Linked DNA regions of Homo sapiens: region 2 is linked to region 1. A link is a loop called in an ENCODE intact Hi-C map of the cell type or tissue named here. Cell type or tissue: Caco-2. All regions are shown on one strand. Each heading gives the region's core, and the rest is flanking DNA. Links, peaks and the distances in the headings are about the cores only.

Region 1 (13,132 bases), core at 3,154-11,153:
GGCTGAGCCTCCCCTGCTGCGGCCAGCATCATGGCAGTGGCCCCTCCAGATGGGCCACCACTGTCATCAGTTGCAATTCCAGTGGCCATCTTATAACCTTGAGGATGAAAGACATGTATTAAGAAAGGCCTAGGCCTAGATTCCTGTTGTCTTTGTGGAACTCCTTATCAGTGTGGATCACCCATTTCTGAACATTTTTTCTGTAAAATAATATACTCTTAGACATTTAAGTCATTGTAGTTAGGTCTCTATTTCTAGGAGCTGACAACATTTCTAGATAATATGATACATCTCTGCAATCAGACATCAATGGTCCTTCCTGAAATACTTTGGTTTATTTCGTGTGGATGTAATATAAGGAGAAATTATATAAGAATATCTTTGCTTAAAATGATAGATATTTCTCTTTATTTTTCCTCATTTATGAATTTTAGGTGAGAAGCAATCAATAATGCTGGCCACTACTACCTCAACTTTTTAATCTCATCTTTTCCATACTATGACAAACAATTTAGATAGGTCAATGTGTGGCAGTTTAGAATCACAAAGCTTTGCCAATATGAGCTTGTAGAGATCCTCAACTTTTTACCTTCTGTTTATGTTTACTATTACTGTCCCATTTTAGGCCATCATCATTTAGTCAGTTACTTGGGGCTTCCTGTATCTAAATCTTTTTCACTAAGCCCAATTATCTGTACTGACATCTAATAACCATTCAACATACATTCTGATTTTTAAAATTACTTTAAAAACAACTACCTAAATGAACTGGAGAGTAACTAAAATCAGGCAGAAGTTGGATATAACACTTAAAGGAAAAAAAGTGGCAACAGATGAGATACAACACTAGAAAGAAATTAGCTATCAAGTCATCAAAAGACATAGAGAAACCTTAAATGCATATTACTAAGTGAGAAAAGCCAATCTGAAAAGGCTACACATACTGTATGATTCCAAATATATGACACTCTGGGAATGACAAAATTAAAGACACCAAAAAAGATCAATGGTTGCCAAAAGTTGTGGAGAGGGAGGGATGAATTGACAGAACACAGAGGATTTTTAGGGCAGTGAAACTATTCTGTATGATACTACAATGCTGAATAAATGTCATTATATATTTGTCAAAATCCATAGAATGTACAACACCAAGAGTGAGTTCTAGTGTAAACTATGCATTTTGGGTGATAACAATGTGTCGGTGTAAGCTCAATTGTAACAAATGTTCTAATGTGGTGTGAAATGTCCATAGTTGGGGAGATTATGTGTGTGGGGACAGGAGTATATGGGAAGTCTCTCAACTTTCTGATCAATTCTGCTGTGAACCTAAAACTGCTCTAATAAATAAAGTTTATTAATTTAAAAATTTTATAATCTTCCAAGAAATATGATAGAATCCAAAGTCTCTACAATATGATTTTTACAAGAACACTTAGAAAATTACTACATATGGGCCATACTTACAAGAAAAGACAATCAATGAAGACTAACCTCATGATGTTGGGATTAGCAGAGGATTTTAAAGCAGCTGTTATGCTGTGCTCAAGGATGTGAGAGAAAATATGCTCATAATGATTGAACAAATAGGAAATATCAGAGAAAAAACTAAAAAAAAATATTTGATATTTAAAAAATACTGTGTGGGCTTAACAGCAGTTTAAAGATGATGAAAGTCACTCAACTTGAGGATACAGCAATCAAAATTATCTACTCGGAGAAACAGAGAGAAAGAAAGCTGTAAATTAAACTGAAAAAAAAAAAACCCTCAGGGTACTGTGAGACAATTGAAAAAAATCTAATATATGTAAATTAGATTTCTAGAAAGAGAAGCAAGTGGGAATGAACCTGAAAAAATATTTGACTTAATAATTTGTTAAAAAACATAAATGTACAAAATCAAGAACTCAGACAACCTCAACTAGAAAAATATGAAGAAAATAATATCATAATCAAATTGCTGCAAATCAAAGAGAAAAAGAAAATCTTGAATGTGGCCAGAGTAAAATGACACATCACATATAGGAGAATCATGATATGAGTGACTGCCAACTTTTCTTCAGAAACAGTGGAGACCAAAAAGACAGTGGCACAACACTTTTGAAAGGCTGGAAGAAAAGTACTATAAAGCTTATATCCATGGAAAAGATCCTTCAAAAATAAGAAATACACATATTTTCAAATAAATATAAACTAAACCTTACACCAAAGAAATAAAAATGTATATGTATAAATAGATATGTACAAGAATGCTTGTAGCAGCTTTATTCTTAATTCTTAAAGCAAAACAGTATCTACAAGAGCATGGATAAAATGTTGGTATATTCATGCAATGGAAACTACTCAAAAATAAAAATGAATGCAATACAGATATATACAACATGGATGAATCTCTAAAACAATGCTGAGTGAAAGAAAGCTTATGCAAAACAGTACATACTGTATGATTCTATTTACAGATTCTATTTTAGAACAGTGGTTGTCTATGGGTGGAGGGGTGGGCATTCACTGTGAAGGGAACATGAGGCAACTTTTGTGGTGATGGTATTTTTTTGTATTTTCTGTCTCAGGTTAGTCATTTGTTCAAACTCATGGAATAGTACACTTAAGAAATGTGCATGTCACTATATGTAAATTTTATCAAGACATAATATAAACAAATAAGGAACTCATGTTAATGACAACAAAACTATAATCATAACACTTCTACATATCATAGTGCCTTATTCACTCTTTTGTCACACTTATTAAGTGTAATGTGCTCAGCTAAACATTCCATTACCATGGAAGGATGGTATTTTATCGAGGGTAAAGTGGATATTGGATACATTGCATTTGTGTCACAGAGAGTAAGTTGGTGGATAGATTTCTAATTATGGATTCAATCTTTTAGTCAGTTCTAGTTCTATTCAGAATTCTAATTTTTCCTTATTTTTTCTAGGAAATTGTCCTTTTCACCTAAATTTTTGAATATCTTGGCATGAGGTAAGATTCTTTTTATGCTGTTTTAAATGTCTATTGTATTTATAGCAAGGTAATTTTTTAAACTAGGAGGTGATCCTGGTTGGATCACATTCTCTCTGTTGGAATTCCATTGTGTCCTGATTTTGAAGTGTTGGAAGTATCCAGGCCAGATATATCACCAACCTAGTTTTAGTCCAGTTTTTTGGAATGAGTTTTCATAACACACATACACAGATAATATAAATAAAGACTAAAAACCTACATAAGTAAAGGCTTGAGGTTTCGATTTATGAGATATTCCCTCCTTTCTACCATGGCTGCCAGAAGCCTCAGCTCATGCCCTTATGACTCTGATTTGAATTTTCTTTTTCATTTCTGTTACTAGTGGGATAGTACTTTGTTGCAAGCTTAACTAGGATTTTAAAACAATTTTCCCATCAATTCTGAGAACAAAAATGTCTAGCATTAATGGTTATAGAAATAAAAATGAAAATAAGTAAATCAAGCATTTTACTCAAAGGATTGACAAGGAATTACAAAATAAGCAAAGGAAAGCAGAAGAAAGGAATTAACACAGATAAAAACAAAAATTGGTGAGTTAGAAAGCTAAAAGAAAAAGTAGAGCCGAAGAATACAATTATAGAATAATTTGAAAAATCGGTTAAGTAAACTAGCTAAGATAATCAAGAAAAAAAGAATATAAAATAAAGAGGAAAATAAGTAAGAAACAGAAGAACTTAGAATCATGAGACTAGTTTGCTTAAAACTACACCAAAATGTTAGAACACCCGAAAAAAAAAGTATAATTTTCTAGGAAAGTTGCTTATGAAAGCTGAACTCTGAAGACAGAAAACTTTTAAAGAGATCAACTACCATAGGAGAATAGAGGAAGTAAAGACCTAACTCTTCAAAAGGCCCAGATCCAGACAGCTCTAGGGGAATTTAACTAAACTTTTTAAGATCATATAATTCCAGTGCTGTTTTAAAATGTTCCAGAGCAAGAAAAAAAAAAACTACTGAGTTCATTTTTATAAAGTGAGTAAATACTGATTCACTATCTGAAAAAAAATGCACAGAAACCTGTATAGTTATCTATATGAATATCGGTACAAAATATTAAACAAATGATATAAAAAAGAACCCAGCATGGCAATAAAAAAAAAACTATCGCCATTTGGGATTTATTCCAATAATGCAAGAAAGCTTCAATATTAGAGTTGTCAACCTAAATAACATAGAGAGAGGCTCTCCTTAAAAAAATGCTATTTATTCGAGAATGGATATTGCAATGGGAATACATGTGCCACAGTAAACTATGTGCGTATTCAAGGAGTTAAAAAAAGAAAAAGGTTTTTTATTAAAGGAAAAATGAGGAGGATTAAATAATTGTTTTGAGATAATTATCCTTGGCTACAAGGATCGATAACAAGAGTGACACCAGTCTGAGATTGGACAGGCAGCTGCTGGGCAGACAACCTCACAGAAGTATTTTTTTGTGTGTAAGATTGCAATGCCCTTTGTGCAAGGTTGTGGTTTTTGCAGTCTTTTGTGATAGTTCTTGTTGTCAGGCATTCATGCATGACAACTCTCCCTTCATGGCCTTCCCTGACTCCATTTGTCAGGGTTTTAACACAAATAACTCCCATTTTGATTCTGACAACTTTCACAGATCTTTATTAGTACATATAATATTAATACATATACAATGAAAAATCATATAATCCTGAATCATATAATGACTTCCACAGATGGTGAACAGGCATTTGACAAAATTCAACAACTACTTATTATTTAAAAAATTTTAATGAAATATAAATCCATTGATATTTCCTTAAAATGAAAATTATACTTATCCCTGACCAAAAGTTAGCATCATAATTATGATCAAACTTTACAATCATTTCTCATTAAAGCCAGGGACAAGACAAGTCTGCCAACTCTCATCGCTATAATTATTATTGTACTCTAGCTACTGAAAAAATAAATAATACAAGAGAAATAAATTTGAGGTACAAAATTGGAAAGAATTTAAAACTATGACTATTAGTATTACTATTAGTACATAGAAAATCCAAGATAAGAATAGAAAAATTCAGTAGGGTAGTGAGGTAGAAAATAAAGAGCTTTCTTATATACATATTACAATATAATATGTAATTTTAAAAATCCAATTTATAATAGCAACAAAAAAGATAAAACTAAAAAGAATGCAATATATGTATATAAACAACTGTAAATTGCCTCTGAAAGACATTTAAAAATCGAAAAGAATTAGTATTTTATATATATATACACTTTTACAAATTTTATTTAAAATACTAATAAAAAGCAAGTAACAAATATCAACTTTGTTTTCAGTACACAGTGTGATCCTAAAACTTATATGGAAAAATAAACAGCCAAATAGCCAGGAAAGCTCTGAAAAGGAAGAGCAATGAAGAAGGCCCAGAATTACAGAGCAATAAAACAAATTATATAAGCACCAATGATTACAGTAAAAACTACAGAAATAGAATCAGAAGCATAAGAAAACTTACTATTTGACATAGGTGGTACTGGAACATTTTGGTAACCATTTGGAAAAACAGAATTGGATCCTTAACTCACACTGTACTTTATTTGTGAATAAAGTCCAAATCTAAATATTTCAATGAAAATTTAATAAAACAAGAAAATACTAGAAGAAAACATGGGAGAGTTCTTTATAATATGGGGGTGGGGATGGCTTTTCTATGACCCCAAATCTAAAAGGCATTAAACAAAATTGATAAATTTGGCTACGTATATATGAAAACTTCTGCATGTCAAATAAAAAACATAAGACAAATGACTTAACAAAGTGGCAACACATATCACAAAGGGCTAATCTCCCTACTCAATAAAGGCCTTCTACAAATTAACAAGGAAAGGATCCCAAAAGTGAGCAGAAACTATGAGCAGAAAGTTAACAGAAAGGAAATACAAATGGCTTTGACATATTCAAAAGATGTTCAACTCACTCATAATAAGAATAGTACATTATACTTAGAGGACACATTTTTCATCTATCAGACTGGCAAACATCAAAAGTTAGATAAGACTCAGTTGGCAATATCGTGAGGAAATAGACATATTGCTCCTGAGGGAGTATAAGTAGCTATAATTTTCATAGTAAGTAATTTGGCAATATCCATCATTATTACAAATGCTTATGTCCTTTTACCTAGCAATCCCACTTTTGGGACTTTATCCTTCAGACACATAGACTTCACATGTAGAAAATGGCAAATATATACAAGTTCATTATTGGAGAATTTTCTGTAATTGAAAATGGAAACAACTAAAAAAATTTATTAAGTGGGAATAGATCAATTATTATATATTCTTACAATCTGTCTGCTATACACTACACATGCCTAAAAAAAAGGAGTAAGGTCTCTACTATAGACTTACGCGAATGTTTCCAATATATATTAGTAAAAAGAGCAGGATACAGAATAGTGTATATGATATGCTGTTTTTGCATAAGAAAAATTCGATTAGAATAAGATTTTATGTTCATATATGTCTGTATATTCATAAAGAAATTCTGAAAGGATACATAAGAAACCAATAATGGGCCGGATGTGGTGGCTCACGCCTGTAATCCCAGCACTTTGGGAGGCCAAGGCGGGTGGATCACTTGAGGTCAGGAGTTTGAGACCAGCCTGGCTAACATGGTGAAACCCCATTTCTACTAAAAATACAAAAAATTAGCTGGGCATGGTGATGCACACCTGTTATCCCAGCTACTCGGGAGGCTGAGGCAGGAGAATCACTTGAACCAGGAGATGGAGGCTGCAGTAAGCCTAAATTGCACCATTACACTCCAGCTTGAGCAACAAGAGCAAAACTCTGTCTCAAAAAATAAAAAAAGAAAAAAAAAAAGAAGAAGAAACTAATAATGGCATTTATCTGTGTCTTTGGAAGGGCTGAGAATTGAGTGAATGGGAATGTATTTAAATTATGTGTTTAATTTCATGTGTAAGAATTAAATTTGAAGTGTGTCATATTTGTCATTTTTTATCTGTTACGTTTTATGCTTGTAGCTGGAAGGTTTCCATTTTAGTTTACCCCAGAAATCTCTGTTACAAACATTTCTTTTTTTTAGTAAAGGCTATTAGAAAAATAAATTGAATAGCTGAGTGCAGATGAGTGCAGTGGCTCACACATGTAACCCCAACTCAGGAGACTGAGGTGGGAGGATTGTTTGAAGCCAGGAGTTTGAGACTAGTCTGGGCAACATAGCAAGACCCTGTCTCTACAAAAAAATTTTAAAATTAGCCAGGCATAGTGGAATGCATCTGTAGTCCTAGCTGCTTAGAAAGCTAAGGCAGGAGGATTGCTTTACCCCAGGAGTTTGAGGTTGCAGTGAGCTATGATCACATCACTGCACTCCAGCCTGGGTGACAGAGCGACACTCTTGTCTCTAAAAAAATTATAATAAAAGAAAAAGAAAAAAAAAACCTTGAAATTATGTAGTTTTAATTGACATTTTTACATAAAATATCATTAATATCTTTTTATTTAGAATTGATTTATTATTTCAACCTAAAGTATGACTTTTTTGTTTACTAATACATTTTTATTATTTAAATAACAACTACATTATTTTTCAGAATCCAGTAGCTTTTTTTTTTTTTTCCTTTTTCTTGGTTCTCATTGGTTATAACACAGTAGCTTTTAAAAGCAAATTTTCTTCAGTAAGTTGAAAACAATAAAAAAGTATGAGCTCCCTCTGCTGGCTCTGAAGTGGCATATCAAGGTACATTTTGTTTATTTGGAAACAAACTGGCACACGGTACATGCCATTAATGCAATTTGCTAATATTAGGGAGAATAATTTTAAACTGTTTTCCATAATTTTATAAAAGTTAAATTATGCTAATGTGCCACTAATATTGGCAAGTAAGATTAGCATTTCAATATAAGTGTTAAAGTTGTATTCACTATGTACCTGAGCTATTTGGTATATCCCTATATAGTGCCATATAAGTGTGTTGAACAGGAAAAGTTTCTGCATGCACCACAACAGGTACAGGAGGATTTGTTTTAAAATTTATTATGACTTTTGAATTGCAGTAATCATAAAACCTATGCTGTGTTAGCAGATTAATATTTAGTTCATTAAAAATACCACAGTTTTTGTTGTTGCTGTTGTTGTTGTTTTGAGACAGAGCCCAAGTAGAGTGCAGAATCACCTGGGTTCAGACGATTCTCGTGCCTCAGCCTCCGGAGCAGCTGGGATTACAGGTATGCTCCACGACACCCAGCTAATTATTTTGTATTTTTTAGTAGAGACGGAGTTTCACCATGTTGGCCAGGCTGGTCTCAAACTCCTGGCCTCAAATGATCTGCCCACCTTGACCTTCCAAAGTGTTGGGATTACAGGCATGAGCTACCGCGCCTGGCCCATATGCATAGTTTGAAGCTAGGAGAAATAGAAAATATTTGCATAGTAAGCAGTGACATATCATTCTGAGTATAAATTTTTTTGTCATGACACATAATCTCTGATGCATTGATTTATGATGTACTTTGCAAAATTTCAAGATACTTTTATTTTTATGATTTGTTTTTATCTTCCAGATCATTGATCTGTGTCTCAGTGGTAATCATCTCATCTTTCTATTTATCTACTAAATTCTTTAACTTTTTGTGTTGTACTTAAATATGCTTAAGGATGCCTTTAAAAAAATTCAAATTTTCATCTCTCTTTTACAAGTTCGACTTTCCCCTTGTTTCTTCTGACTGATATTCCTCTCTCAAATTGCTGTCTCTTATATAAGATGTTATTTTTCTTGGTTGGCTCATAAGCTCAATTCTGATTGTTGAAATACTGGGAATTCCACATGTGGTGGAAAGCAAAGGTGTTTCTAGTCAGGGGTGCACTGAAGCCAGTTGTCACTAGCCTATGAGAGCTGATTATTAATTTTTCAAGAATTCTTCAAGCTAGTTGTTAAAGACAGATTTTATTAAAGCTGACATATAAACTTACATTAAAAACCAACACAATTTTCAAAATCATTTCCGAATTATTTAACTTCATTTTATTATTATTTATGCTCCTCAGGTAATTTACATCGACTGCATCTGTATGGTGAAAATATAGTATAATGGGGTGCTGCTGTGAATCTCCTTCCAATTCTGCATTCTGTGATATCATAGTGGTAACCTGAAATCCACCATAGTGGGGACATTTACACAATAACTGGCAAATGCTACAAGGCTGGGCTTTTTCAGTTTTGTTGATTGTCTGGACATAAAAAGGTAATACAGAAAATGTTACCAATACAAGCATTTGGGAAAAATAAACTAAAACCTTTTGTGAAAAACAACAGGTTTTATGGAATTTACAATAAATAATACTGTATATTTTATTATTTATAAATTCTGTGCTACACATTCTTCATATCAGTAAAACTTAGAACATATATATGTATCCATACATTTTGTTTTCTAGAAAGCCACTGGTTGAACATTAACCAGCACACTACTGGAGTCTCTACCCACAAAGGTAGTATAGGTGGGCAAGGAGTCAATTCTCTGTGAGACTCCTGGGGGAGTCACTGACTTAGTACATCAAGAGTAGTGCTGTGATTTTAAAATATGTCCACAAATTCTTTGATACATCTCCTATCTAAAGACAGGCCCTGATTTTCCTCCCCATGAATGTGAGCTGTACCTAACGACTAATGAATGTGGTGGAAGTAACCGTGTTAGACTTCTAAGGCTAATTCATAAAAGACAGTGTGGGCTCTGTCTTACCCTCTTTTGGACTGCTTACTTTGGGGAAAGCCAGTGGCCATGCCATGAGGACACTCGAACATCTATGAAGAGGTCCCACATGGTGTGGATAAGGACTCCTGCAACGGCCATTTTGGACCTAGATTCTCCTGCCCCAGACAGGGCTTCAAATGACTGGGGTCCCAGCAGACATCTTGACTGCAACTTCACAGGAGACTCTGGAGCCAGAACCTCTCAGCTAAGCAGCTCCTGCAATCATAACACACAGAAACTGTGATGTAATGAACGTTTGTTGCTTTAAGTAAGCCCCTAAGGTTTGGAGTAATTCATTAGATGGCAACAGATAACTAATATAAGCAGGGAAGACTCATTATCCCCATTAAACTTCTTGGACTTTTGGGAGTCAATGAAATCTAAGACTCTCTCATATGGTGCTATACCAACTTTGTTGAAGGGAGGGTGTCTTCCCAGAGATCTGTGAAAACCAAACTATTCAGGATTAAGAAGTTCAGAAGCCACCAATACCACTGTTCTTCATTTGTTTGCTTAGTCCACGGGGGAGCAAGTCGTGAACCTACTTCCCATAGCAGAGTCCCCAACACAGGTCAAGGTCCCACCTTCTCCTACCTTCCTATAGGCCTTGGCAAGGATTTGGCTCAAGGGAGGCAAATGTCTTAGAGATGGAAGAGAGGGAAAGGGAGTTATGGCTAAGTTGCCATTTTTCAAGAATCTTCTGTATTTTATATACACACACACACACACACACACACGAGACAGTAATCTTATATTATTGCCAAAAAAAAAAAAACAAAGTCACTAAAATTAGGTGAAAATGTTTTAAAGACATCCATTATTTGAGAAAATGAAAGAACAACAAATCTCATGTAATAATTTCTTTCCTTTTCGGTTTAAGTATTTTTCATGAAAAAGCACAAACAAAGGCCAACATTTCTCGTATTCATGCCTTTGGGCCATCTATAAACCTTTTAAAACTTTCTCCTAACTTTAAATTAATGGCAAAATATACTTAAAAAAGGAGGAGGACCAACAGCCTTGTGCATTTTGGTCTCATACCTATCAAATCATAATTACCAAAATGTCCAAGGCCGTTTGTATCTATTATTTGTATCCTTTATTAGAGACATTCCATTTTAAATTTTTTGTTGATATATTCATATATTTGTAGTCCAAATATTGAGGAAATGAACTAATGCATAAATAATAATGTGATTTAATATCGCTATTTTGTGGTTAGCTTTTTTATTTTAGCATTTTATTTCAGTCTACTTTTAATTAAATAGCTATTGCACTGTCAATTAACAAAGCCTGAATTAAATAGCTATCACATTCTGTCAATTAACAAAGCCTGAATTGAATCCGGCCCTGGATCTTACAGCAGGTAACTTGTGTCTTCTATTACCTTTCCAGCTGACTTTGGAAAAGTCCTTGCACACGTCCAGACCCCAATTTTGTCATCTGTAAATATGAAGATACTGAATTAGGTTATTCTTAAATTCCTATTCAGTTTCTATACTTTTAAACAGTTATTGAATAAAATACTAATCGTATAAAAAATCATATTTTTTTGTATAAAAGGATACAAAAAAATAAAAACTGAATTCTTATCTGAAACAGATTAAAACTTACTTGGCAAAAAAAATTCATATAAAGAAGTAGCTGGTCAGTTAAGTATTAGAAGAGGTCACAAGAAGGAGAAGGGAGTAGAGGCTGTAGGGGTTAGGGAAACTCAAGAGGAAATAGAACACGGTGTGAATCTAAAGAATCTGAAATTGATGGAAAAACCCTTATAAGATCTTATAAGACCTTACAAGATCATTACAAGACCTTACAAGACCTTATAAGACCTTATAAGATCATTATTGTTTTTCAGCCTCCAGAAAGTCTTATATAATGATAATTTGCACTAGGTTTGTTTTGATGTTTTGTGTACTTGTATGTTTGTTTGTGATTTGAATTTGTCTTTCAAACATACAGCTCTCCATCTCATAAATTAATATCTACCTTCTGGAAAATTACATGCAAAAAGTTATTAGTTTATTGAAGAAAAAGAATTAGAATCTAGTTCTTGTTAAAGTATTATCTTTATTAGAGTCACAACTTTTAGCATGCCAAGTGATCTCCCAACTTCTATTTGTAATAAATCCCTCTTCCTTACTCAGTGATAGGCATACACTTAAGCAAAGTCAATTAGATTCTCTATTTTGATAATTTGTATCTCAACACCCAGGGTGGGTGATTGTTACTGAGTAAGCTGAATGCAGGAGCATTCTATAGAAAAAGTCCATGACTGAACAAGTTTTGGCAGCTCTGATTCCTAGAGATTTTATGGTTGCTGGTGCCTTGGAAGCCTATTCAGCATTTCCTTTGATGCAATGAGTTACTTTAATTTCATTTTTAAAAAAAGAATTTCTTCTTATATAAGTAAATCGACTACGGATATTGGTTGAATGAATGGAACTACAAGCTATGTTATAAGAAAAATATATGTCAATAGAGGTCATGAGCCTCAGTGTGTGTTAGGCATTGTATCAATGTTCACTACCCCAGGCTTAGCGGCTTAAAAACATTTATTACTTGTCACCATTCTGTGAGTTGCTGGGGAGTTCTTTTGGTTTGCACTAGCTGTGCAAGTTGGTTGGTTTAGGATGGTCTCACTCACATGCCTGGTGGTTGTCAGGCTGGATCTTACTGGGACCTCATCACATGGCAGCCTCAGCATTCAAGCACTTTTCAAGTTGTTTCTTGCATCACATTTATTTTTATCTCATCATATTTACCTTAATCTCACTAGCAAAGTAAATCACTTGGACAAATCCAGAATCAGTGTGGGAGGACACTACTCAAAGCCCTGAATATGGGAAGTGTGAACAAACTGTGAGAGAGGACATTACTGTAATACCAGGTGTTTGGAAATATGAGTAGAGATGGCTTTTAGCCTCCTCTACCTTTCTAGCTCCTTAAAATGCAAAACAAACAAAAACCCTGAGATGTAGATGGCGTTTAGCCTCCTCTACCTTTCTAGCTCCTTAAAATGCAAAACAAACAAAAACCCTGAGATGTAGATGGCGTTTAGCCTCCTCTACCTTTCTAGCTCCTTAAAATGCAAAACAAACAAAAACCCTGGGCCGGGCGCGGTGGCTCACGCCTGTAATCCCAGCACTTTGGGAGGCCGAGGCGGGCGGATCACGAGATCAGAAAATCGAGAGCATCCTGGCTAACACGGTGAAACCCCGTCTCTACTAAAAATACAAAAAATTAGCCGGTCGTGGTGGCGGGCGCCTATAGTCCCAGCTACTCAGGAGGCTGAGGCAGAATGGCGTGAACCGAGGAGGCGGAGCTTGCAGTGAGCCGAGATGGCGCCACTGCACTCCAGCCTGGGCGACAG
Region 2 (13,132 bases), core at 3,157-11,156, 260 kb before region 1:
AGCCACCGCGTCCAGCCAAGAAAGCATTTTAAACTGCCTAGATCATGGAGTCACTAGATCAACTTTAGGTATTTATCCAACTGCAAATTCTAGTATCACATTGCGGGGGAAGGGGAACACAGGCAACAATTTTTTATGGACAACACCAGACTCTGCAGAGAATTCCTTTGGAGTTTGGTGACCAGTTTATTTTCTCACACATTGGCAGCAGCAATTCTGTTGATTAGAATAACTTATCAAATACCATCTTCTGCCTCCAGTAAAATATAAACATGTTCACTGCTTTTTCTAAACCCTATATTTTTATGAACATGCTTTCTTTAAGTTTGTCTGATCACTGTCCAACTTCCAAATTAGCAAGAGCTTCTGCAAAGGATTATCCCCATTTCACCGATAGTTACCTCTGAATATGTAAACAGAAGTGCATTGGTTTTAGAAATAATTATTTCTAAGTCAGAAGTTAGCTGCTTCATGAGAAATATCTGATTCATAGAAGAAAATTGCCAATGATATTTGGCTTGGTTTAGTCCGACTTGGATAAAGGTTCCAAATCTGTCATAAATGATACTTGCCCAATCTTAAAGGGAGGAACATATGCATGTTATCAAGTCATTATCTCATTACTGCCGTCAGTTCTACACGTGTGCTGTACAACATGTCTGTCTACCCTAAGCGTGAGAACAAAATCTTAATGCCAAATAGTTATCAGGCCGCTGAGAAAATGGCAAAAGCTAGACTGTGGTAAGATTAAGATTCAACTATCTATGCAACAAAATTGAGAAAGTTTGGTGAATAAGTTTGATTTTATGTTCCTTTAACATATTTAAAAGTTTTAATATGCACACATAAATACATCAGTTTTCCAGCAAGGCCTGACATCTCTGCAAACTTAATAGAAAAACATTTTTTATAAAGTTCATGGTGACCATAGATTGTAGTTAGAAATGTGTCTTGAAGTTCCCATTATCTCTGGGAAAGAAATTTCATCTTGCTCCCTTTTTATTTGAGAAAGATGTTTTTAATAAAAAAAAAATCAGAAATATGAAGAATGGGGGTTTTTAACAGGAGTTTTCTTTCTTCCTACAAGGTCTTAATTACTGGGGATCCTAGATCCCCTTTCCTCCCATATCAGTGGGAGTTTCACAAATGACACTAAAGATTGTGGGAATACAGACAAAAGTCTGAGTTTTCCATGGATTTTTCTCCATTAAGCCAGCGCCACATGCAACTGGAAATTGCTGTTCCTTTGGTTACATGCTTTCAAATATATACTATCTGTTATATTAAATATAAGTGCTGGCCGGGTGCAGTGGCTCACACCTGTAATCCCAGCACTTTGGGAGGTCGAGGAGGGCGGATCACTTGAGTTTGAGACCAGTCCTGTCGACATTGCAAAACCCCGCCTCTTCTAAAAATACAAAAATTAGCCAAGCATGGTGGTGGGCACCTGTAGTCTCAGCTACTCAGGAGGCAGAGACACGAGAATCGCTTGAACCTGGGAGGTGGAGCTTGCAGTGAACCAAGATTGTGCCACTGCACTCCAGCCTGGATGATAGAGTGAGACTCTATCCGAAAAATAAATAAATAAATAAAGTGCTATATTTCTCTGCATTCAAGAAAACCCAAATACCCCAGTGAAATTCAGTAATCAGTTATGGAAATATCCAGCACCTAGGTGCTTAGGAATATTTCATAACAAATGTAATAATTGACTTCCATGTTGTGGTGACCCAATTTTCCTTCCTTTAAATTTAGTAAAAGAGCAAAACTAATGAATACATACATCAATTTTGGTATCTTTAAAAACTATTGCCGTCTCTGTTCCCTGATTGACTCTACAAATTTCTGAAACTAAAATTTTTTCAATACAACATAATGGTGCATTCAAGGAGGGGAAAAAGATGTAAATAATGCCCAAATACCTTTAGCATGAATAAGACTCTAACATCTAATGGACAGCCCTAATCTCTCAAGCCCCAAATTCTTGAAATCTTTAATGGTGGTTGCAAACTCTTTGCTGTTCCTACCATAGAGAGCTACAGTGTAATTCCCCTCTCTTTCCTTGAATATGGACTGGCTTTGGTACACTGACCAACAAACTGTATTAGTTTCAGCTGAAAGGCAAAAAGATTACAAAATGAAACAGACCTTTGAATCTTTGAATTTCCTTGTGGAGAAAGCAGGCTAAAAAACTACTCAGCTGGAAAAAGGGACTATTTATTATGGAAAGGGGTGGGAGACCAAGGGCAGAGGCAAGAATCCATGAGGAAGAGTGAATGGCCACAGAGAGTCACCCCAGGGAGCAGGTCTGGGCCCTAATTAAGAAGCAGGCCACACATGTCCAGCCAGATTTCATAATTGCTCCTTACCAGTGACTACCTATGTCGCTTCTGTTTCCCTCTTTTTGAACCAGAGGGACTATTTGGTTTTCCTAGGCCAGGTCTACTATTTTATGTTGGGTGTTGCGAGGAGGAGGAGAAAATATGACTGTAGTTCACAGGCCTTTGTTTGATACGAATTGTACCCAGGGAAGTGCACCTGAGGAACTCATGCACATCTGGACCTGATTTGGCTACTCAGATCCTAGGCTTCAAGCCAATGCTGAAAAAGAATGAGATCCAGGGGCTTTGGGATATATGAGTGTATTGTGTGTTTGGTAGGAATGTAAATAATTTGTGGCCAAAAGCGGACTATAATGGATTAAAGTTCTCCACAAAATCTTTGCTGCTTCTCCCATTGAATCTTGAATGGCCTTAATGACATGCTTGGCCCAGAGAATATAGTAGAAGTGGTATGCTGGGACTTCTGAGGCAAGTATGAAAAGCTTTGCAGATTCTGCCAGGGCTTATTGGAACACCAGTCTCTGACAGCCCTAGGCCACCATCTTAAAGCCACCTAGCTGTGGGAAGCATAATTCATCTGCAGGGGCCCTGAAGTTAGGTTGATCAGCTGGGGCTGCTATAACAGAATTCTATGAAGTAGGAGGTTTAAGTGACAGAAATTTATTTCTCAAAATTCTGGAGGCTGGGAAGTGCAAGGCCAAAGTGCCACCATATCCAGTGCCTAGTGAAGGCCTGCTTCCTGGTTTGCAGGTGTCATCTCTGGCAGAGAGCAGAGAGAGCAACCCATGTATCCTCTTTTTATAGTGCACAAATCCTATTCCTGAGGGCCGAACCCTCCTGACCTCCCAAAGGCCCCAACCCCTAGTACTATCACAATGGGGGTTAGGATTGCAACACACGAATTTGGCAGGGGAGGGAGCAAACATTCAGTCCATAGCAGTGAGACACCACGTGGAGAGAGAGAGAAAAAGGCCAAGGAGCACTGATGTGCCAAATATATGGATAAAGAAACCATCTCAGAAGTGGATGCCACAGCCTGAACTGCCCTGGAGTAATCCCTGTGGGGCCATTCCCAAACTCATGATCTACATTATGGAGAGGGAAAAGAAAGAAATGGTGACTTTAAACCACTGAGCTTTGACAGTTTGTTATACACAAATAGATAACCAGAACATTTTCCATGCTTGTTTTCCTACCATATTCCCTCCCAAGTTGAAATCTTTCCCTTTTAGAATCTTTCCCATGAGTTTAAGCTTTTAGGCCACAGTAAGATATAAAGACACATACTTCTAGAATTGCCCTAATTGTAGAACTCATTTTATAAAGAGTATTTCTCCTTTCACATTAGATAATAGTTTACAGGAAACTATTATGTATGTAGTAAAAACATTTTACTACAAACATGAGGGTTTATTATTTTATTCTTTCAAATTATGCTGCCAAAACTGAACTTGTAATTCTACAGAGGACTCCATTTTTTAACCACAGCATACATTACATGTTATCCATTCACTGGGAAATGCCACTTTGTTCCTATCCTTTTTAGTAAAAAGTAGATAAAATTTCAGTAGACTGTCTTACAATGTTGACTCAGGTAATTTTCCACATAGCTTAAAAATTACAAATTTTCTCCAACATCTGACTATTGCAACTGAAATTTAGCATCCATGTTGTGAGGAAGCCCAAGCCACATGGAGAGGCCTTGTGTAGATTTTTCAACCTACTGTTAGGTAGTAGGACTGAGAATTAAGAATGGAATTGAAAAGATACATCCAGTTGGATTTCAAAGTCTCTTTGTACCACTCATTGCTGTATTCTTCCCATTTCCCTCCCCCCATTACCCTTTTTGAATGGGAATGTCAATAGCAGTTGTCTGCACTTGCCCTCCCATGGCATATGGATTATATAAGAGGCAGGTCATTTATCTCTTTAGTTCACAGATCTTTAGACCAGGAAAAATAGGCCTCAGAGACCTGATAATCTACACCCACAGAGCCTCACCAGATATGGATTTCATTTTAATAGTGAGATTCTGAATCCCAAAACCAAGTCTGATGCTGAAACAAAAATGGGATTTTAGAAGCCTTGGAAGAGGGCAAGTGTATCTTACTATTATGTTGTAATAGTCAGAGGGCTGATGGCAGACATTTTGTTTTCCCAAAATGACCAAAGCAATATTTTCAGTCCCACATGCTCTTCCAGAAATTGCCACTCCCCCATCAAAAGGTGAGATTTCTTTTGTTGTCCTTGAAATTGGGCCACCTTTTGTGGGATTTCCTGAAAAAATAGAATATGGCAGAATTGATGCCTGTATAACTTTTGAGGTTAGGCCATAAAAGGCAATATGGCTTCCATCGCTCTTCCTCTCTCTTCTATCTCTCTTCTCTCTCAAGATGCTCACCCTTGGAACCCAGTCACTATGTTGTAAGAAAACCCAGGCCTCATGGGGGCCCATGTGTATATGTTTGGCAATGGTCTCAATCATGGTCTCAGCCAACAGCCAGCACGAACCATCAGACATGTGGATAAGCAAACTTCAGATGATTCCAGCTTCCACACTTCAAGCTGCCCCAGCTGAGGCCAAGTTGGAGAGAAACAAACTATCACCAACAAGCCTGCCCAAAATGCAGATTAACAAACAAACAAAATGTCATTTTTTAAGCCATTCACAGTTTTGAAAAATAACTGATTTTGGAACTCATCACAAAAATTATTTTTCTTTCTCCCACACCAGGAACACAAATATCTCTGTCACAACCTACGTTTATAGGAACTATTGCCTACTTAGATGAAGAAAAATTAGACTTTTCTATGAGGGTCCCCTACCCTAGAAATTCATGAGGATCATCTACCCCACACAATCTCCCAACCCTTGCCACAGTTGAAAAGAGTAATTCTATTTTTGAAAACAATATGCTCCTTGAGTATAATTAAATGTAACATGATTTGGGTGAGGTTGGGACTGAGGCTCAAAAAGCCACAGTATGAGGTCAGTCTCACTCCACACACTGCAGTACCACAGTGCTTGTGTTCAAATGATCCTTCTTTTACTTAATAATGGCCCCAAAGCACAAGAGTAATGATGCTGGCAAATCGGATATGCCGAAGATAAGCCAGAGAGTGCTTCCTTTAAGTGAAAATGTGAAAGTTCTCATCTTCATAAAGAAAGAAAAAGAGATTGTATGCCGAGGTTGCTAAGATCTACAGTAAAATAAAATATTTTGATAGCGATAGAGACCACATTCACATAATTACCATATATTAAAATTGTCCTATTTTATCATTATTGTTAGTATTGTACTATGCCTAATTTATAAATTAAACTTTATCATAGGTATGTGCATATAGGAAAAAAAAAAACATAATATATATAAGGTTCAGTACTATCTGTGGTTTCAGACATCCCCTGGGGATCTTGGAATATATACCCTGCAGATAAGAGGGACTACTGTATAGATAAAAGTTATAGACGAAAGTGGAACAGGATAAAGAAGGTTGGGGTGGTAGGAAGAGCAGCTTGCAATTTGAAACAGGGTGCCCAGGGCTGGCCTCTATGGCAGGATAGCATTACAATAAGACTTGAGGGAAACAAGGCATTTCACCATACCTGGAATGTTGTGGTCACATGTGAGTAGAGTGCAGTGAGTGAAAGGTGAGCCATAAGAGGTGAGATCAGATTTGCAAAGACCTTTAGGTCTTCATAAAGACTTTGTCTTTGATTAGGAGTGAAATCAGGATCCCCTGTAAAATTTTCAGCCAAGGAGTGACAAGATCTGACAGCCAGAATCACTGGCTGCAATGTCAACAAATAGACTGTGGGGAGCAATGGTAGAGGCAGGGAGATCAATCCAAGGCAATCACAGTGATCCATGTAAGAGATGGTGGTAGTTTGTCAACAGTAGTAGCAGTGGGTAAGTGAAAAGCAATGACTCTGAGTATGTTTGGAAAAATATAAGAAGAAAAAAGTGCTTCTTTACTGATCCAAGAGAGAGATGAGCTGTGAGTGAGAGTTCTAAGGTGGTGGCAAAAGGCAATATAGAAAGCCCAAGGAGGACCAGTTCCACCATATAGGTGGTCTCAATGGAGCATGAAATGTGCAGTACCCCAGTAAAGCAAGCACCAGTGCAGCAAAGACCTGGAGCTGGTTGTCCCAGAACTCCACAGGGAACATTAGCAGAGAAACCAGGCACACACAGCTGTTGAAAATTCTTATCCTAAGCACTGTTTGCTAAAATTAATTATATAATTTGGAAGGTCTGGCATGATGCTGTCTGTCCTGAATTCTATATTAAAACTATTAATTCAGGTTCCCCAATGGCAAAACCTCAAAATTTCATTGAGTTAATTTTTGTAGCTTATATGTTTTAATTTCACTTTAGCCAAGCACATAAAAGTATAGAAAACAAAACATTAAAGACCAGGATAAACTGCAAAACAGAAATTGAAAACTTCAGAATACACATCAGCCCTGGTAAGCATGTTCCTTGTCACAGTCTAGCTTCCAGCTTCCATTTTTGGGGTCTCTTTCTTTAACCTTTAAAAGATGCAGTAGCAGCATTGGCTTAAAGTTGTAATATATTGAGATCTCCCCTTAGATGTGTGGCAGGTATTTACATTTGGGGAAATATTTTCATTTAATATCTATCTTATTAATAAGATGAGGTTGTAATCTCCATGAAGCTCTGTGGACTTGTACATTAATACAAAGATCTCCTGAGACAATGTATTCCCATGACACAGTTTTCCACTGTTTTGTTCTCTACCCAGCCAGAGAGGTAGTCAGAACCTTGTTTCTCCAAACATCTATGATTAAATAAAGAAGAAAAAATGGGGAGCTAGAAAAGAAGGGTAGACACCATATTTGTCTTACTGATTCCTTTTCCCTTCCCCAAGAAAAAAGAGCCAACTGACACTTTTCTCCTAAATCTCCAGCAACTGTCAGACTAAAATTGTTAATGTTCCAAAAAACTTGTTTTGATAGATGAAAACATTTCAAGAATACCTTTAAATTTTTGATAAATTTCACTTAAATGGATTATACCTAGAGGGGGAAAAATGGCTAAGTGGGTTTATTTCCATCTTTAGAATTAACATTCTCCAAACAGAGAATTTGTTTTCCATTTTTTCCTCCCTCCATAGTCGTGCAGTCATGCTTCTATATTAATATTTCTTTTCATAATATGTCTGTAATGCTTTCACCACTCTTTGGTATCTTCCTTGATACCACTGCTTCCCTCTTTACCCTGAAATCACAGGGGTAGTCCTAGATCTGACTTTTGTACCTATTCTTTCCCCTTCACTCTGCCTGCCAAATTAATCTTCCTAACACATTTTTGGTAGGTCACTACCCTGCTCTGAAACCTTCCATAATTCCCAAGTACCTACAAAACTAAGCCTAAAAGCTTTACGTAGCTGCCCCCTAGTGGCCATCTTCTGACTCACTGTCCTGGACTCAGTCCCTACAAGCTGCCGAGAATGTTTTCCATTCAAGGTGGAATGGCTTTTTATGTTCTAAAGGGAGGCAAGGGTGGGAAATTAAGAAGGTAGAAAGAAGCCTTTACTATCACAGCTATGGCAAAGAACACAAAAGGGGAATAATCTCGTGCTTCCAAGGAGGCATTTGTCTTACCAAGAGCTCCTGTAGAAAGAGCTCCACATGTTAAGAATACTCTTCTGCATTATTTCCACCTTTGATGACTACGCCAACAGTGGAATTTTCTGTACAAAGCATAAAAAAAAAACGCAATACCTGATTTACAACCTAGTTGGTCCCCTGACCTTATTTCCTAAAGGCACAATGTTGTAAATCAAGACTCCACTCTTGGACTAGACCATAACATAAAAATAGCAAAATTGATCAGAAAATACACTTTTAAAAACACAAAATTTGCCTTTACAAATATTAAGAATGTAAAACAAATATTTAATGTCACTTCTCAAATGTTCCTTTGGGGTATATTTTTCTTTCTGTGGTCTGGACAAGCTAAAGTGTCTTAAGTTGTAAGTGCAAAAGGGTTTTAACGTGAACTATTTTGGTCTCAGTCTCAGCTGAGGTCTTAATACAAGGAAATGCCAGTTACTCTGACATTCAAAAATATAATCCCATATCACTTAGGCAGAATTAGCAAAGGAAGTGGGTAAAAACCAGGTTGCACCATTGACCCCTCAAGCCTATTATAAGGTGTAAAAAGGTTAAATTTGAAGAGCCAAAAGGAATTGGAAATGAGAGAGAAGATTTCTTTGAAGACAGCTGTAGCTGTGTGGGGTCTCCACCCACCCACACTTTGAGAGTGGAGTGGGAGCATCAGGTTGTCTCCTAACTTAAAGCCTAATTAAAAGGGGTTTACAAAGATCACTTAGAGAGCTTGAAATGTGTCCCCTGAAGTTTGAAAAACAGAGTGGACCTGTGTATCTGACTCATACCTGAGTACTCTAAAAGACAAGGGTCTGGTTGGGGCACAGAGAACAAACCGTAGTTTGAAAAATAATCTCATTCTTTGGACAGAGAGTCTCAGATGTGCATTTCTCATACACTAAATGTGAGTCATGAGCAAGCAAGTGGAAGAGAAGTTATCTTAGATCCTGTGCAACAGAGCCTCTGGGAGGAGCAAAGAAACATCAAAGGAAAGATGCTGGAGGAACCGCTAGCATTCTTGGGAAATGACAACTGAATCCCAATGATCATGAAAGAGGATGCATGCACCCACACTGAAGAAACTGCATGTATAAGATCCAATGCAATGGCAGGGGACAGAGAGGATGTCTCCCAAGAACCCAAGTGCCCCTGAGATGCCACCATGGTCAAAGTAAACCTTTATCATGTCTGAGATGTTTAAGAACACTTCCTTCTGCCCTTCTACCTCTCCTTTCTCCCTTCAGTTAACTGTAGAAAAACCAATCCCGGGACAAAGGGAGAGGAGCAGAGGCACTAGGCATGGAAATACACAAGGTAGCCGTGCCCCTTAATCCCACTGCATTTGACTAGACATATTTCTGAACTTAGACATTTGGTGATTAAAAGCTACTAGGAGGATTTGTATTTTTGACAAAAAAAAAAAAAAGTTATGAGTCTACATTTTATTTGAAAACAGAAAAAAAATAACATTCCAATTGTATTAGGGTTCATGAATAGTAAAATACTGGTGGTAGGATACTTGTCATGTAATTTAATTACATTTTTGTGTTTCAAAAATTCCTTATTTTTCCATTTGAGTAAGATCTACATAATTCAAGAGTAAATACTTTATAGTTGCTTCTTGTTATTATTCCAGATATTTTATAACACAAGAATTTATCTACTGTAAAATTAAGGAAAAAATGCTAGTCAACTAAAACAGTTATTTTAATATATATCAATTATGAATAACTCACGCAATGAATCCAAGATTCAGAACTTTATAAAGTTACTTTTCATTATTTTCCAAATAAATTTTTTTCCTGAGTGTGTCTGAACATGCAAAAACAAAGTCTACTTGATTTATCTGTACTTTAAGAAAATTTTCCTTGAGTCTGGAAATGTAAACATCAGAGATTAGATCATTGCTACTTTTAACCCTCAGTTAACTGTAGAATGGATCTTGCCCTAATAGCCTTATAATATGACTTAATGTGAGTTATGGCAGATTCAACATCTTTGTATCCCAGCTATAAGAAACCTCAATCACTGTTAGGTCCAGAAGGTGCCCACAGGCCAATCATACTCAGCAGGCCACAGGGGATTGGTGATCACTCCATCTGCCCCTTAAGTTGGTATAATATTTAGCAAGCATCTACTAAATGAGGGGAGAGGTAAGATATATTGAGATGGGAGGATGGGTATTAAAATTAATTGTTTGTAGCAGATTGGTTTTCACTTACTATCTGCTATTCATCTTACCAAGTGAAGAGATAAAATTGGTTTCATTTCATATGTATTTTGAAAGATAAATATGCTTTTTCAATTAGTACTACTATATCTAGAATTTACGTAGCAAATTTTTATCTACTAGGCTATAACATCTGCAAGGGAGAGGGACCAACACTCTTTTTTCTTACCCATCCAAAGATACGTGAAGTGTTGGTTATGCTAGGCTTGAACATATGAGTGAATAAGCAATCTAACTAAAATACAATTCAAACCCAAAAGTAGGAGATAAAGACAGATAGGTAAAATGTGACCTAGATATAAAGATATTGACTTCTACTTTTAGTCATCTATTCAGGGTAAAGTGGCAGGGACTGGATTAACCCATCTGCCTTAATAACAAGCAGATAAAATATATAAAACAACATATTTCAGACTTTGGACAGCAGGTAGTGTAAGACATGATCCTTGAGAGAAGGTAAACAAGGTGAGCTCTACAGGTGACCTAGCTGACTCCCGTCTCAAGCCTAGAGAGTGTTTTCAGTGTGGTAGAGGTAGAGGGAGCCCAGACACAGCCTGATAATCTCCCTGAGTAGAAGACACAGAGCTAAAAAATAGGAAGCTATGCGGCTAGAATTAGCAGGGCAGAGCACCATAGAGGAGAGACATGTGAAAGCAAGCAGGCTCAGGAATCCGCAGAGTGTTGCCTTGCTTCTTTGAGTACTGAATAGCATGTAGGAAACTGTCAAGGCCAGAGAAAGAAATACCTGAAAGGAGCAGGAGGAACCATGCCTGGAGCTCACAAAAAGATAGGAAGAGTTCCTGTTCCCACCAAGCGAGAGAAGAAAGACCTCAGAATACACAGAGCATTGAGGAGTGTCCTCCGAAGGGTTATTACCCTAGTAGCGGTGCTAAATCGGGCATAGACTACAGACTACAGGCTACTCTGGACCTGCCTAAGAATGTTTAAAAGCATGCCTCAAAAGGATCAAACTGATGCTAACCAACTTAATTACACCACAGAGCAAAGCCCAAAAAGATTTAAGGAAATACAAAAAAAAAAAAAAAAAATCCAGCAGCCAACAATGCAAAATACACACTGTTTGGCGTTTGATAAAAAATTATCAGGCACAGCAATATAAGCTATAGCTAGAAAAATATAAATTAATATAAAGAATCATAAACATCATGTGAGGTGCTTTGTACTTGGTTTCTTGAAAGGGAGAGTATGGGGTTTAAGGGTAGAGAATGAAGGATTTTAATGAAAGATGCAAGAACATAGAACCTCTGTCACAAGATTTAGGAAGAAATCTTGAAATGAGGTAATAATGTTCTGCTCAGGAACTGCTGCTTTCGAAGAAAGAAGAGATCAGTTTCAAATGTATGATCCATAGAGCTTGCATGATTGTTTACATATGGCAAGCCATGAAGAAAAAAGTTAAAAAGCTCCATTGTTTTTGAATTAATGTAACTTAGAAAAGAACGTTATCATAAACCAACAAAGGAAAGGTAGACGACGATAAGATCGGCGGATATGTCGAGTGTAAGGTCATTGTGGAGCGTGTCCAGTGGAAGATAGGCCATATGAAACTAGAAAATGATGGAAAGAACAAAGTAAATGGTGGCAGCCACTGTGCTGCAGGCTCTTACTTGCTTTCTGAGAATCAGAAGCCTCAGGCATGTGGCTTTGTTGCTATCCTATGCGTTGTTAAATCACCCAAGTAAAAACTAAAGAGGAAACCCTATTCAATTGCACAACTCCATGGAAAAACTAGACTTGCTTCTGAATGGTCTATAATTTAAAAAGGAATTTCATGTAAAATTGGACTTCTGGGAAAGCCTAGAGACTTCTGACTTGAATCTTTCATCATGGCCTCTGGACCCTGGCACTGATCCTCACTTCCCTAATTTGGGGTCTGGTTTTTATCCCCTGCTGACCTGATGCCTTTGTGCAGCTTTGGCCACATTGAGTGGGTCCTTTGTAGACAAGCTCTAGGCAAGCTCCATCCTGCCTGGGCCTTGTAGCTCACCTCCTTCTCAATCTGTGTCATTGCAATTATTTCCAGTAAGTTGATTACCCTCCCAGGTGTCTACCTCATGTTCTAACCCAGTGCCCAAGAGCTCTCAGCTAGGGGAATACCAAACCAGTGAATTGACCTGTACTGTCTTCTGTTTTACCAGCTACATTAAATTTATGTTCAGTTTCACCTGATGGGTAAGTCCTAAAGACTTGTTGGCAACCCTTTTCCCCTAAATGTCAACATAGTTTGCTTTTGTCATTTGTGCTCAATTTAGTCTGCACTGTAGAATAAAAGAGCTATAATCCTCAAAGCTTAATTTCCCCATCACAATATTTCCTATGAAAAATTATTGTATTATCTTTTAGTGGTTATCAGCCTGGGATCAGAGAACTGTAGACTATATATGATTAGTTTCCATAGACATATTATGTTTTATGTTTTATGCATACACAAAATATTATTCTGAATAGAGACTATGGGTCTCAACAAACTGTTAAAAAAATCATCGGGGCACCAAAAAAAAAGGCTAAGAAATCCTATGAAATCAATAGTCTCATTACAAAACTCTATTCTTGAACTCATTGATATATTTGAAATGTCGAGTACCTAGGAAGGCCTAAGGTAGTTTGTGGGAAAAATGGAGAAGATCAAGATGTGTAAGGCATGGTCCTGGGTAGTTCAAGTCTACTTGGGGATAATAAGCCACATATTTTTATGTGTGCCCCTCATAAAAGCTAGACAAAGTCACTCTCCACCACATGTTCCTGTTCTATTTTCATCAGAGCACTAATAATATTTGACATTATCTCATCTGTTTCCACTTTACTTACTGTCTGTCTCTCCTACTAGAATATCTATCTGTCTTATTGACTGCTAAATGTCCAGACCTAAAACAGTGCCTGGCTCATAATAGGAAGTCAATAAAT

The links. Peaks named below come from ENCODE experiments on the same cell type or tissue, not always from the same donor. Only the 100,000 strongest peaks of a DNase experiment are listed, where the experiment ranks them.
Region 2: it touches region 1 in a loop (4-fold over the local background); 3 of 110 quality-filtered maps call a loop at or near these places.

What each region holds. Positions count from the first base shown.
Region 1 is chr13:79,418,830-79,431,961 of GRCh38, reverse strand. RBM26-AS1 (RBM26 antisense RNA 1) reads right to left here. Exons shown (of 7, transcript NR_038991.1): 5 at 11,147-11,202; 6 at 9,748-9,975; 7 at 7,626-9,235. LOC105370274 (a long non-coding RNA gene) reads left to right here and starts at 2,624. Exons shown (of 4, transcript XR_942112.2): 1 at 2,624-2,846; 2 at 2,939-2,982; 3 at 8,157-8,232; 4 at 9,053-9,359. In Caco-2, for the core only: a CTCF peak has its summit at 7,723 (motif pointing left); no DNase peak of the experiment used is centred there.
Region 2 is chr13:79,674,089-79,687,220 of GRCh38, reverse strand. No RefSeq gene overlaps it. Among named protein-coding and RNA genes, the nearest start is that of LINC01068, 110 kb to the right of the region's middle. In Caco-2, for the core only: a CTCF peak has its summit at 7,748 (motif pointing left); a DNase peak (open chromatin) is centred at 7,750.